3 separate regions of the Homo sapiens genome follow, and regions 2 and 3 are each linked to region 1. Evidence: chromatin contacts called from ENCODE Hi-C or POLR2A ChIA-PET data. All regions are on one chromosome and are shown on one strand. Each heading gives the region's core, a stretch centred on a gene start or an enhancer-like site at or near the end of the contact. The rest is flanking DNA. Distances are from core to core; before and after follow the strand shown.

What was found. Hi-C counts contacts between places; a loop is a spot of excess contacts on that map. ChIA-PET counts read pairs that join two places held with the same protein, here RNA polymerase II (POLR2A). Pooled maps may share reads with other maps.
Region 2: a map of CD4-positive, alpha-beta T cell shows a loop between it and region 1 (7-fold over the local background). The contact joins the promoter of CLN6 here to the promoter of AAGAB in region 1. A Hi-C loop is called at or near these places in 1 of 168 maps with a recorded cell type or tissue (CD4-positive, alpha-beta T cell), 2 of 37 single-sample maps with no recorded cell type and 5 of 50 pooled maps. POLR2A ChIA-PET finds 5 or more read pairs at or near these places in 1 of 52 experiments (activated CD4-positive, alpha-beta T cell).
Region 3: a map of CD4-positive, alpha-beta T cell shows a loop between it and region 1 (4-fold over the local background). The contact joins the promoter of PIAS1 here to the promoter of AAGAB in region 1. A Hi-C loop is called at or near these places in 3 of 168 maps with a recorded cell type or tissue (CD4-positive, alpha-beta T cell, CD4-positive, alpha-beta memory T cell and naive thymus-derived CD4-positive, alpha-beta T cell), 2 of 37 single-sample maps with no recorded cell type and 12 of 50 pooled maps.

Annotation. Positions count from the first base shown.
Region 1 is chr15:67,252,709-67,257,029 of GRCh38, reverse strand. AAGAB (alpha and gamma adaptin binding protein) reads left to right here and starts at 2,369. Exons shown (of 10, transcript NM_024666.5): 1 at 2,369-2,471. The coding sequence starts at 2,399. IQCH (IQ motif containing H) reads right to left here and starts at 2,244. Exons shown (of 21, transcript NM_001031715.3): 1 at 2,083-2,244. The coding sequence starts at 2,133. RefSeq lists an enhancer at 2,309-2,628.
Region 2 is chr15:68,228,012-68,232,332 of GRCh38, reverse strand. It overlaps CLN6 (CLN6 transmembrane ER protein), which reads left to right and starts at 2,605. Exons shown (of 7, transcript NM_017882.3): 1 at 2,605-2,831. The coding sequence starts at 2,749. RefSeq lists enhancers at 1,861-1,910, 3,141-3,220, 3,251-3,320 and silencers at 2,562-2,741, 2,511-3,100.
Region 3 is chr15:68,051,244-68,055,564 of GRCh38, reverse strand. It overlaps PIAS1 (protein inhibitor of activated STAT 1), which reads right to left and starts at 1,250. Exons shown (of 14, transcript NM_016166.3): 1 at 1,215-1,250. The coding sequence starts at 1,238. RefSeq lists a silencer at 952-1,451.

The DNA.
Region 1 (4,321 bases), core at 1,120-3,619:
AGCCCCAAATAGAAGTGGAATCCACGTTGGCACAGTTGGGTGGTGCTACATACTCACACATTCTCAGGATTCACTGAGAAAGTAGGGAAAGTCTTCCAAATTTCCTCACTATACATATTCTACATGTAGAGAATAGAATTTTATACTATACAGGAATCAGTCTTAATAATCTGGTTAACAGGTAGGCTCTCTTCCTCTACACAGCCCTTTACTTGATATGTCCACAGGAATCCTTTTAAATAAGTAGGGGTGCAGATCAACATGGATATGACTATTAGCTCTTCTGACCCATCTCACAAGTCAGTGTCAACAGTTATCTATTACTATAATGTTGTATCCTAGGTAAGAGTCTCCATTATTGTTCTAATTATTTGGAATCTATAAAAAGAGTGGGTATGTGCAGCAAAGAATTAACCTTACCCAAAGAGGGGTCCAGTCTTCGCTCCTGGCTACTGGGAGGTGATCTCTAGGCGCCTGGGATGTCCTGCCTGATAGAAGTGTCTTTGTCTGTGGGCTTTGGCCACCAGACAGTCTATCAACATGATTTATAATGGGTGTTTTGATCCACGCTGTATCAGCTCAGACCTCTGGAGCAGCGGGAAACTAAAAGTATTCAGGAGGGGCTGGAGATTAATGGTCAACCACAAGGGCAGTGTGAGATTGAGCCCCAGTAAAAACTCTGGACATCAAAGCCTCAGATAAGCTTCTCTAGTTGCAATATTCTATGCATATTGTCACATATCATGGCTGGGAGGAAGTAATGCAGGTAATGACGTCAATGACTCCACAGGGATAAGATGACCAAAAGCTCTATGTTTGTACCCCTCCTGGACTCTGTCCTATTCATCTCTTTCCTTGGCTGATTAATTTGTATGCCTTCACTATAATAAAATTGGAGATGTGAGCACAGCACTTCCCTGAGCTCTGCGAATAGTTCTAGTGAATCATTGAATGTGAGGGTGGTGATGGGGCCCCTAAGTTTGTACCCAGCTGGTCTGAAGTGAGGTGGTTCTGGGGACCCCTGAACTTGCAGGTAGTGAGTGTTGAAGTTAGGGCAGTTTTTTGTGGACCGTTCCCTCAGACTTCGCAGTTTGGCTAAACTCATTGCTGCGTGATGGTGAAAGTGAGGGTGAGAAAAGATCAGGTAAGATTAGGTATGATTCTTAATGGGGAAGTCTATGAAATTGGTGAGTTCAGGGGCTTGTATTTGGGAAAAGGTACATTTAGGGAAGTCTCTCCTAGATGGGAGGTAAGAGATCAAAATTCTGCCAGAAAAATTAGATCCCTTTGACGAGTAAGACCCACTTCAGACCAACTGAGTGACAGTCCTGACAGAGTGACCTTAGACAAATGACTTCAAGACTTAGTCAAATGCAGCTATTATATATGTGATAGTTAAAACCGATGATATATGTGGAAATATCTTAAAGTTACCTCACATAAATGTGAAAACAAAATGCCATGATCATTTCAGAAACATCTGAGTGCAACTATTACAAATTGAGCTGTATTGGACAAGACTTTCTTGACATTTCCCCTCTCAAATTAAAAAGGTCTTTCACTAAGTTTTTAAATGTCACATTTTTTCATTCCAAGTTATCTTGATTTTTCTGTGTGTTCTCCAATGAGGAACATTTAGATCTAAAAAACTGGGGTGTTTAAGAAAAGCAATTCACATATTTCAATTTGTCTCCAAATTTCTTATCACCTCCTAGAGTGTCCGATTTGTCTCTCCTCCACTCCCGACGTCATGGGTTCAAATTTTTCAGAATATAACATTTAAAAATGATGCCTCAGCGTGAGGTTAATTTTTCTGAAGTAAAGGTTCCGGGTGAACGGTTTTAGAGTTTTCCCAGAGGCAGAAAGTCCTGCTTCTGGGGCGTAACCTACAGGGTAAGTCACCGGGAGTGTGCTGGGCCGTGGGGGAAGGTCTGGGTGGGCATTTTTGGGAGCCTCTCGCGAGTTGGAGGGAGTCTAGGGGCGGCGCACCAAATGGGTGAGCGTCGGTGAATCGGCGCGCGGGACCTCGCTCGGAAGTGGCGCGGCTGGGCAGGGCAGGGCCGGGGGAAGCCCGTTTCCCACCTGGATTAAGATGGATCCGACAGGGTCGTGGTTTTCAGTGTTCTGTGCCATGGCTAGGTCAGGGAACGGCTACCTCCGCGGAGGCGCGGTTTCCAAGCACGGAAACCTTCAGCCGGAGCCGCTCGTCCCCATGGCAACACCGCGCGCGACCTGGCCTGTTCCACGCTGGGAGCGGAAGGGGGTCTAGGGGCGGGGTCAGGCCAGCCTGGTCATTCCGAGAACGCCCTCTCCGGCCTGTCTCCCCCTCGCGCCGGCGGCCGTGGTGCAGCCCAAGGCGGAAGCGGCTGCCTGACGGAACCGGCTCGCGAGCGCAGCTATGGCTGCTGGCGTACCCTGTGCGTTAGTCACCAGCTGCTCCTCCGTCTTCTCAGGAGACCAGCTGGTCCAACGTGAGTAGATAGGCGCCTGGGCCGACCTCCAAGGCCCCTGAGCCTCAGCGGGCGACGGACCCAGCACCACGGCCTCTCTGGGCCTTGTCCCCGCAGCGGGCCCTGCGTTCTTCCTCCAGTCAGTGGAGGCGCCCAGTCTCCCCAGGTGGCTGCCCCTATCTCTTAATCTCGTGCTTTTCTGCCCACTCGGCCTTCTTCGGCGTTCCTTTCGGCTTCCTGTGTAAAGTGAGACTGATTTCCCGCTCTGCTCAGCCCAGGCCACAGGTTTTTGCGAGGATCCGTTGAGATGAACCTGAAGGCTCTCCGGAAATTGCGCTAGGTTACAGGAGTGTAAGGTGCTGGAATTGTTGATATCGTGATGTTGTTATCCTTGCTGCTCCGGGAGAGAGTGTTTACTCTGAATTCTGAAGTTTATTCTGCGTATTTACTCTGAAGTTTATTCTGCTTCTTAATGTGTACATTATAAGACTTGTTAGCTTTGTCCGCTCCACTCTAGTTATTCACGCCTTTCATCTGAGGCATGGGCTCTCCGCCAACATGAGTTTTTGGGTATGATTGGGCTAGTGCTTTTGCTTGTAGACCCTCATAATGGCTGTCAGACTTACTAACTCTTAAAAGAGAGAACATGGGACTGGATAATAAGCCAACTCTACTAAAGGGCTCTGTGAAGTTGAATTATAGGTAACTCAAGACTTCTGTTTTAAGTGTATGGCTTAGAATCAGAGCAGTGACTTAGCTGTATGATCTCGAGCAAGTCACCTAACCTACCTACATTCCTTCCTTCTTTTCTTTTTTTTTTTTTAAAGAGACGGGAACTTGCTCTGTCGCCCGGGCTGGAGTGCAGTGATGCGATCATAGCTCACTTCAGCCTCGAACTCCTGGGCTCAAGCGATCCTCCTGCCTCAGTCTCCCGAGCAACTGGGACTGCAGGCTCACACCACGAACCCTGGCTAATTTTTTTATTTTTTGTAGAGCCAGAGTCTTGCTATGTTGCTCAGGCTGGTCTCCAACTCGTGGTTTCAAGTGATCCTCCTGTCTTGGCCGCCCTAAGTGCTGAGATTACAGGCGTGAGCCACTGTGCCTGGCTACCCTTCACTTTCTCTTTTCTCTCCTTTTTTTTATTTTTGTTTTGAGATAGGGTCTCACTCTGCTGCCCAGGCTGTAGTGCAGTGGCGTTATCTCGGCTCACTGCAACCTCTGCCTCCTGGGCTCAAGCCATCCCCCTACCTCAGCCTCCCAAGTATCTGGGACTACAGGTGTGTGCCACCACGCCCGGCTAATTGCCCCCCCCCCCCCCCGTCATACGGGGTTTGGCCATGTTGCCCAGGCTGGTCTGGAACTCCCGGGCTCAAGTGATCTGCCTGCCTTTGCCACCCAAAGTGCTGGGATTACAGGTGTGAGTCACCACCGCGCCCGGCCCCTTCACCTTCTATCTATAAAATAGGGATAATTTTCGCAAGATTGTGCTTATCCCCGAGTCTGGCACATAGTAAACATTTGATAAATCATAGACATTATTATTAAGGCACATTACTATCTCTGTAACCCTCAATTTCCTGATCCTTAAAATGGGGCATATGAGCCTATTTCAGGAGTATTTGAAGGACAGATGATGTGACATTTTGAACACACTTTGTAAACTGTAAAGCATTGTATAATTATAATTTCTTTGCTACACCTGTCAAATGACAGAATTAGGTAAGATGTCCCTTCAGTGCAGATATTATATGACTTAGTTATCATTTGTGATCACTTAGAAAGTTCCTTGCTAGGGTAAAAGCTTAATTATAGCATTTAACTAAGTGGTTACTAACTGGTCTAATTAGGCCATTTTCTTACCTTTAAGCAGT
Region 2 (4,321 bases), core at 1,356-3,855, 980 kb before region 1:
ATAAAAAATTAGCCAGGCGTGGTGGTGCATGCCTGTAGTCCCAGCTACTTGGGAGGGTGAGGCAGGAGAATCACTTGAACCAGGGAGGCAGAGGTTGCAGCAAGCCGAGATCGTGCCATTGCACTCCAGCCTGGGCGACAGAGCAAGACTCCGTCTCAAAAAAAAAAAAAAATATCGGATACAGCTATAATTGAAAAGTAGTGGGAACCTCTACTAAAAGAAAAGTCAAAACCACCAAGATGCATAATACCAAAGGACCTTCTCAGCTGAAAGATTTCTTGATGCTGGCCACTGAAATTGCAGCTCAGAGAGCTGAGACTAGACTCCCTTCTGATGTGCAGGGCCCATGTTCTCAGATAATCACAAACAAGATCCTGCAAATGTGTACCCCTCAGCTTTACTCTATCCTCCTCCCCCAAATTTCCATGCAATTTAAAGAGCTAATGAAGATGGTGTTTTTAAAGTGTCCTGGTGGGATGGGAAAGAGAGGGGGCTGATAATCCCACCGGACAGGGAGAATTCTCATCTTGTTCATTCAGAAAGGCCCAGCCCCCTGCCAGGTTGGACTCCCCTCCCCTCAAGGGGTAGCAGCGGACTCCAGAAAAAAGGCAGATGTGTTTGTATTTAAGAGATTGGAGGATTAAATGAGCTAGAGAGGCTCCCTCCACACGGCCTCATCCTCTGATGGCTGGAAGCCCACCTCTGAGTGTTATTAAATCGATGATGACATCATGGGCACTGCATGCCCCTCCCTCTGGAGCCCAGCAGGCTTGCAAAGCCTGCAGAGGATAAGAAATTGGGGTCAGAGCGGGAAGCCTCAATCCTTCTTCTCTGGTGTATACCGAGATCGATGTGTAGATCAGATTCACCAGAATTAAATCTGGGGCCCCGTCTGAGTGCTGTCCTTGGCTGACCCTTGGGCACAGTACTTCAGCTCAGGGCCTAGGTTTTTCTCTGCTACAAAACAGAGACAATCACCTGTTCTCCTTACGACCTGGTGTGTGTGGATCAAATGAAACAAGGAAAGCTTTAAAGCAAATGTGTTCTTCAGGGGACCAGGGGCGGAGGGGGGGGATTGAGGTGTGGCCTGTGGGCTGCTAGAGCCCAGGATGGGGCTGATGGAAAATGACTCCCAGGCAGGCAGTCCTAGCCTCCCACAGCCAAGAAAGGACATGCAGGTTCTGACCAAAGGGGAAAGAAATAAATCCAATAAACATCTCCCAAGAAGAAAGACAGGAAAGAAAATAGAATGGAAATAGGCATAGCTCAGACCCCTCATGGTCTGGGAAGCAGACCAAGGATACTGGGCAGGGGAATGGCACATTGCATTTGCATCTGAGGCACATCCCTTCCAAGAGGCACATCCCTTCTGCAGCGGCTTGAGGGCTGGGTGAGAGGAGACAGGACTGGAGACCTGCACATGTCGTGTGCGCCTGGTGTAGCACGGGGGTGGTGGGGAGAATGGGAGTTGGTTGCAGTTGTTCTAGTTAGCGGCCTGGGCTGCTGACAGTGACCGTGGGGAGGAGAGAGTTTGTGACATTGACAGTGGTGTGGAAGGTAACCTTTCTGTGGAGGGAAACCTCAGGTCTCGAGACGGGCTATTGTAAATAACTTAGTCCACCAGTGCTGGGCTCTCTGCTAAGAGTTTCATATAGTCATCACAACTCCAATGTAGTAGATGCAATAGGCATCTTCTTGTTACAGATGAGTAAACTGAAGCTGTGAGGGGTTGAGCCATTTGCCCGCATCACAGCTAGTTCAAAGTGGTACCACTAATGAAGTCCTGGCAATCTGCCCTGCAGGCTGTTCTCAGGTTTGACCTTTGGTTCTGTTTTTCACTTGAGGATGCTGTCCCCTTAGGTTCTGTCTGTCTTGTATGCTCCGGTGACTCACGAGCCTGTCCACTGGGTTCCCAGGTCTCGCCTCAGCTTCAGACCACCGGTCCAACAGCCTTCCTGACCCACCTCAAGCTTAATGCGTTCAAAGATGAATCTTTATTTACACGAAATCTGCTCTAGCCCACTTCCCGGGGGGTGCCTCCACTATCCACCCAGGGGCAGAATCCGGCCACTGCCTGAACTCTTCTCCCCTCACCCCCCACATCCAGAGTCCCAGTCACCATACCTCTCACACGACTCTAGATGTCACCAACTCGCTCCTTCCCACTGTCACCGCCAGCCCCTCACTAGAACATCTGCAACCCACGTGCTGCACCACGCGGGTGCTACACGTGCAGGTCTCCAGTCCTGCCTCCTCTCCTCCACCCGTAAGAACAAGGGAAATCCCACAGAACCCTCTGCCCCGGGGAGCATTTAAATCAGCTTAGTCTATCTCCAGGTCGCTACCCCGCCCCAGCCCAACACCCAGGCCTCAGTCACCCTAGACAGAGATTCCCGTACCCAGGCAGGCAAGGGACCCTAACACATCCCAGCCCGCTGGTGGTCACGCGCGCAGCCCGGACAGGCCAGCAGCCCCCGCCCCGCGAGGACGCCACACTCGCAGCGCCCGGCCCTCCCCTAGCGGAGCCCGCCCCGTCTCCCTCCGCCCCGCCTCCCTCCGCTCCGCTCCGCTCCGCTCCGCCCCGCCCCGGGTCCGCAGCCCCGCCTGTTCCTCCCGAGGGCCGCGCGCTCTCGCCGGCCCGCCCCGAACCGCCCCGCGCTGGGAATTTGCGGCGGCCTCCGCCGGGGCAGCCGAGCTGAACCGGTCTCTTCCTCGGAAAGGCAGGGCCGAGGGGCCTGCGGGGCAGCCATGGAGGCGACGCGGAGGCGGCAGCACCTGGGAGCGACGGGCGGCCCAGGCGCGCAGCTGGGCGCCTCCTTCCTGCAGGCCAGGTGGGCGCGCGCCGGGGTGAGAGGGCGGGCTAGGCGCCTGTGCGCTGGGGCCTCGGGACCCGCCACGTGACGCTCCTAGGGCTGCCGGGCGGGAACCTCGTGTGCGGCGCTGGCCGGGGCGGAGCGGAGCGCGGGGGGCTTGGAGGCGCGCTACCGTGGCGGCGGTGCCCCCGCGTTTCCTTCTCTGTCTGGGGAGCCTGGGGCCCAGCGGGGCTCGGCCTCCCCGCTTCGCCGTTGCTCGGGTGGGAGGAGCGCCCGCCCGAAGTTTGGGGTTTTCCTCCCTTCCCGCGTTCCAGCGACCCGGGCTGGCGCCGGGACAGCCGCTGCGCTGGGAGAGCTCCCCAGGGCGGTGGGTACACACACCTCGTCACTCGGACCCCCAACTTATCCGCAAGTTCCGGGCGCCACCTCCGCGTTCTCGGGGTCCCTCCAGCCCTGAGTAGGACTTGATTCTGTCATTTATCAGGAGGCTGTCTGCTTGACCTGGGGCACCCAAGAATGTGCGAATGTAATGGAAGAGACAGCGGGGAAGGGCGGAAGCTGCCGTCCAGAGAATGAATGAGGAGCCCTTCTCAGTTTTTGGTTTATCTCGTTGGGCGAGCAGAGCTCCATTCTACCTTCGTCCCGTTTTACTGACCAGAAACATTCACTGCATTCAGCAGGCATTCTTTAAGCGCCTGTGGTATGCCCAGCGCTGTGCCAGGCAGTAAGGGGGTAGGCAGGGTGAAGGTGGGAGAGGCTTACGGTCCTGTAGGGATCAGGAGAGACAGAGCCCAAGTGGGAGTGAGCGGTCATCTTGGAGGGCTTCATGGAGGAAGTGGCACTTGAGCTGAGTCTCAGAGGACTTGGTAGGGGACCCAGGGAAGACAGGCTGTTCCATCCAGGGAAACAGTGGGGAAGGGCAAGGAGTTTAGTGGTGCTGGAGCTTTCCGGCTGTAAAAGAAAGTGACAGGAGGATGCAGACTGATTGTGAAGGGCCTTTAATTGCAGCAAGTCTAGGACTCGAGTTGAGGACCTAGATTGCAAAACTTAGGGGTAGGCGCACTGCCGTGACCGTGAGTGCCGCCTCAAATGTTGGGCCTTGGAGGCCTTGCTTGTCTCACCCTAGTTCCTGTCCTAGGTGACAGGTTAAGGACACAGTCTTTATCCCATAGGCACTGGGGAGTCGTGAGAAGTTTCTGAGCACTAGCATGCGCAAAGTCCTTGTTAGGAAGTTTTTGGTACGACCTGGATGAAGGGAGAAGTCTGAGCGCTTGGGCTGAGGTGAGGGATGGCTCGTTTCTGCTGCTGCGGACATGCGGGCTGAGCAGCTGCGGACTGTGTCCGTTTTCACTTAGAAACAATGTACTGGCCATAGACCGCATACTGTAGCTCACCTGTCTCCCTCGGCCTGTGAGTTAAGTATTATTTTACTGATGAGGAAATAGGCTTAGATGGGCTGAGGAGCCTGACTGGCTGAGTCCCCGGGCTGTCTGCCCCACGCCGTGTCC
Region 3 (4,321 bases), core at 1-2,500, 800 kb before region 1:
ACTAAACCAAAATTATTCAAGCGGAGCCCCATTTGTCACAATCCAGTCATAAGGGTTCCACCACCCCCTCCCCCAACTGCTTGTGTAGTGGTATATCTGCTACGGTAAAGAAGCCATCATCAGGTAAAGATTGGGGTGGGAGAAAAGCGGGGAAAAGGGGGCACCCTTTCATCTAATTTCGTGAGGCGTGAGTAATTGGTACTGTTAAGAGGAACGTTCTATTTATCGGGGGTTGGAGTAGCATGAGGGGAGAATTTCGTTCAAATCAACATGGCCAGCAAGATGTCCCTACAAACAAAAGGCAATGGGGGGATATAAACACGAACCATTCACCTCCATCAGCTACAGCATCGCCATCATGGTGTGTGCAGAGACCCCCAAAGGCTCCTCTCACCCTCCACACCAGCTAAGGCAAAAGAAGGGAGAGAGGTAGCTGCATCCCCCCCTCCCAACACTGCTTCCAAAGACACACTCTTCGAGGGGGTTTCTCCCCTCGGCTGCCCGGAATCAGAGAGAAAGAGTAACGTCCCGCTCACTACCTCTCAGCCGAACCCCAACGCCGGCCCGGGGCTCGCTAAACTTTACCAGAGCTTCTCCCCCAGATCCCCACCCTATCGCCCCGGGATCGCGCTTCCCACAAGCGGGGCACCCCAGGCGCTTCCTGACAAGCGAGCAGCCGGGGAAAGCCGAGTCCGGGGCGGGGGCTACTGGGATCCACGGAGGGGCGGGGCGGCCGAAGCCAAGTTCCCGGGGGTCTGAGAAGAGCGCCTGACAGGAGCCCGGGACTGCAAAGGAGGAAGAGGAAGCGGCCACGGGGAGCTTTCCCAATCCCCCCTACGAGAGCACCCTGCCCCCAGCCCCAGCTCCCCATGGGGGGCAGGGAGGCTAACTGGAAGGTGAAAAAGCCGAGCCCATGAGACAGCTGCAGCCCCTACCTCCGGACTCCCTATCTCTTCCCCCGCCACCCCCGCCAGAGGCGCCCACAACAATAACACGCCGGGGACGACCCGTCAGCGCCCCCGAGGCACCCGGGGCCCGCGGCCCGCCGCAGGCGGGCCCCCTCTGCTGAGACCGGGCGCGCCTCTCTCCCTACAACTCCAGGCCCGGGTGGAGTCAGGCCCGAGAGGCCCCCCAGGGTCGGACCCATCCCCCCTGGCAGCAGCGGCGCCGTCTCCGCGGCCGAATATTAGAAGTGAATTCGAGCTGCGCTTTACCTTTAGTTCCGCACTGTCCGCCATCTTGCGTCTGTCAGCGCAAGCGCAGTGAACTTCGCCGGGGGCCGCCGCTAGACCCGCCCCTCTAGCCGGCCTGGCCCCGCCCCGGCCCGCCCCTCCACCTTCCCAGCCCGCCTCTAGCCTCCGCCCCGCTCAGGGCGCTCGAAGCCCCGCCCCGGGCACGTACAGCTGCGAGACAGGCACGTTCCATTTAAATAATGGCGCCAAGCGGCGAGGTTTGACAGTTACTGCCCCCTCGGTCTCCCTGCCCCCCATCCTAGCTCGGCCAGCTCCTCCCGGGAAGGGCCGGAGCGAGAGGGATGCTGGCCTGAGCCCCATCTCTCTGCGGTCCGCGGAACGCTTCTGCATAGCTTCGACGCCTACGGTCACAGAAACAATGCTGTCCCCCAACCCCCAATAAGCAAGGCTTTTTCAGCACCTGCTACCTGCGAGGCTACCAGTGGGCTAAAAATAGAAATCCATTACATTTAAGGGGCCCTTAATGAAGCATTTCTATCATTATTGGCTCAGATCCTCTTGATAACGAGGGGAGGTAGGCAAGGAAGAGATAATTCCCATGGTATAGATTCAGAAATGAAAGCTCAGAGAGGAAAAGTGACTTGCACAAACAAGTATTTTAACGAGGTGGCGTAAGACAAAATTTTGAAGGTGTTCATTAACATTTTTGTTTAAAAAAGTATTTATTTAGTGACCATCTGCTTGCCTTGTGCTAACGGCTAAATATACATTTTGAAATCAAAGTCCGTGCCCTTCTGTAGTTCTCTAATGGGGAATCAGAGAAGTGAACGAACAAAGATACAATTGCAAATGTTAGTGAGTACCAGAAAGGAGCAAAAGGTCATTGAGAGAGAGAAAGGGTTTGGGAGATGTACTTAATTCTGGGAGGGTTTTATCCACTAAATTGACATTTAAGTAGACTTGATGGAAGGATTATTTCATTCCTTTTCGTCTCTACTGAAAGCCTTCTATATACCTCCTCCCCAACCCCCACTTTTACTAATCAACTTTGCCTCATAACTCATGGAAAAAATGAAAGATATCAGAAATAAACTCCCTTATCTTCTCACCATCAAAACCACCCTTATCTGCATAGTAACATTTGGGTTGCTATGAATGAAGTGTCCCTGCGCCTAGGAAGGCCAGTCCCTTTACCAGTGACCGGATTTTTTTCACGCACATTCCTAAGGATTTTACTCTTACAATTACCTACCCTCCAGCATCGTTAGTTTTTTCCCTCTCAATTGAATTGCTCCTATCAGCATATAAATATATTGAAATTTCTCCCATCTAAAATAAACTTCCTTTGACTCCAAAATCGCCTCTAGGAACTGCCCTATTTTTCTGCTATCTTCATAAATTCTTAGAAAGGTTTTTCAAGATCTCTCCAATAGTGCTTGTTCCTACCTCTCACTTCACATTCACTTCTCAGTCTACCCTGATCGAGCTTTGGCTTCCATCATCTGTATCACTTATCAAGATTACTAATGATCTTGTTTCCAAAGGCAATTGCCAATTCTCTATCCATATCTCAATTGACCTCTCTGTAGAATCGCGAATAATTGACATGGTTCCTTTGATTTGAAACACTTTTCCCCCTGAACTTACCTACACGTCACAGATAGTCCTGTTCCCTCACTGGGCCTCCTTTTTGATATGCTGGTTTCTCCTCTTTGGCTCAATCTTTAAATGTTGGACTGCTCCAGGGCTCGGTCCTTGCATTCTTCTCTATTTTATCACCAGGTGATCTCATCTAACTGGTTGACTTGAAGTCTATATGCTCATGACTTTGAAAATGCTCTCTAGCCTAAACCTCTCCATTGTCAAGAAACAAAAGTAAAACAAATTGAGATTCAAGATCTCATTGGCATTATTGCACTCCTAGAATTGGACAAAACTTCATTCCACAAAATAGAATAAATGTTGCAATGAATCAAGCAGAGGATGTTAACTTTAGAGACAGAAAATAGACTGAAGAAGGCAGAAACAACAAAAAGCAGATTGGTTATATCAAAGTCACTTTTCTTTAAGGTGGAGACGTGGAGACAGAACAGTAGAAAGAAAACTGATTGGTTAACATTGGGTTACTTCAGGTATTCTATTTTAAGGATTAAAACAGGAAATTTCATTATCATGCCTGTTAAAGATTGAAACTTCTGTTTGGAAAATTGGCTATCTCTCTTACCATTTTTTGGAAAACCAGATAACTCAGTTTTGTTTTGGTGAACATGGGTGACACCATTTTGATTTTTAGTCTGATCTGGAGGCCTGATGCAGGAATTTGGTTGAAAACAATGGCATCCCATGATTTTTATTTAACAACCTAGGTGAAATTGTGACTAAGACTGAGGGCATTAGCACTACCCTCATTTAACATCATTCTGTGTTTCCAGTCTCAACACATCATTTATAGATTACAGTGTCCTCATGATTTTGTATTTCTGTCATTGCAGCTGAAGAGAGACCATATGACATTCAACAATTGGCTGTATGCAAATATGTAAAACTTTTTGAGAGAACATAATTGAGAATTGTGACTATCAGGAGGACAATGCCAAGAGTTCGGAGTATGCTTCTTAGCTAGGGTTGCCATAAACCAAACCAACTAAAATCAAATAGATCAAAGAATGAGCCAGATGAGAAATCTACCTGTTTTCACCAAGTAGCCTGCTAACTTTTTGAAACTGAGTCTCTACAATACCAGATTATTTATGTACAACAAGAAGTGACAGCAACAGCACAGATTTCCCCGTTTGGTTAGTACGCAGCAATTCTATCATCTAGCATCTCAGAAATGGGTTAAATTAAAGCAAAGAGTGCTAACTCTACAAAAGAGGCCACTAGTAAAATTTGAACAAACAGTTGCATTAGGGATGTTGCTAAAGTTACCCACTAGGTGGAATAAAAGCTCTCTTGGGTCCTGTAAATGTTTGGGTTTGACCCTTTATCAACTTACCCACAAAAACTACTAATTGTGAAATTTTAACTACAGCATTATCCTGCCAAGTGGAAGAGGTGGGCATAAGCAAGAAAAAATTAAGAAGGGAAGGAGTCTTATCATGGTAGCGAGTCTTATTCTGACAGTCTTG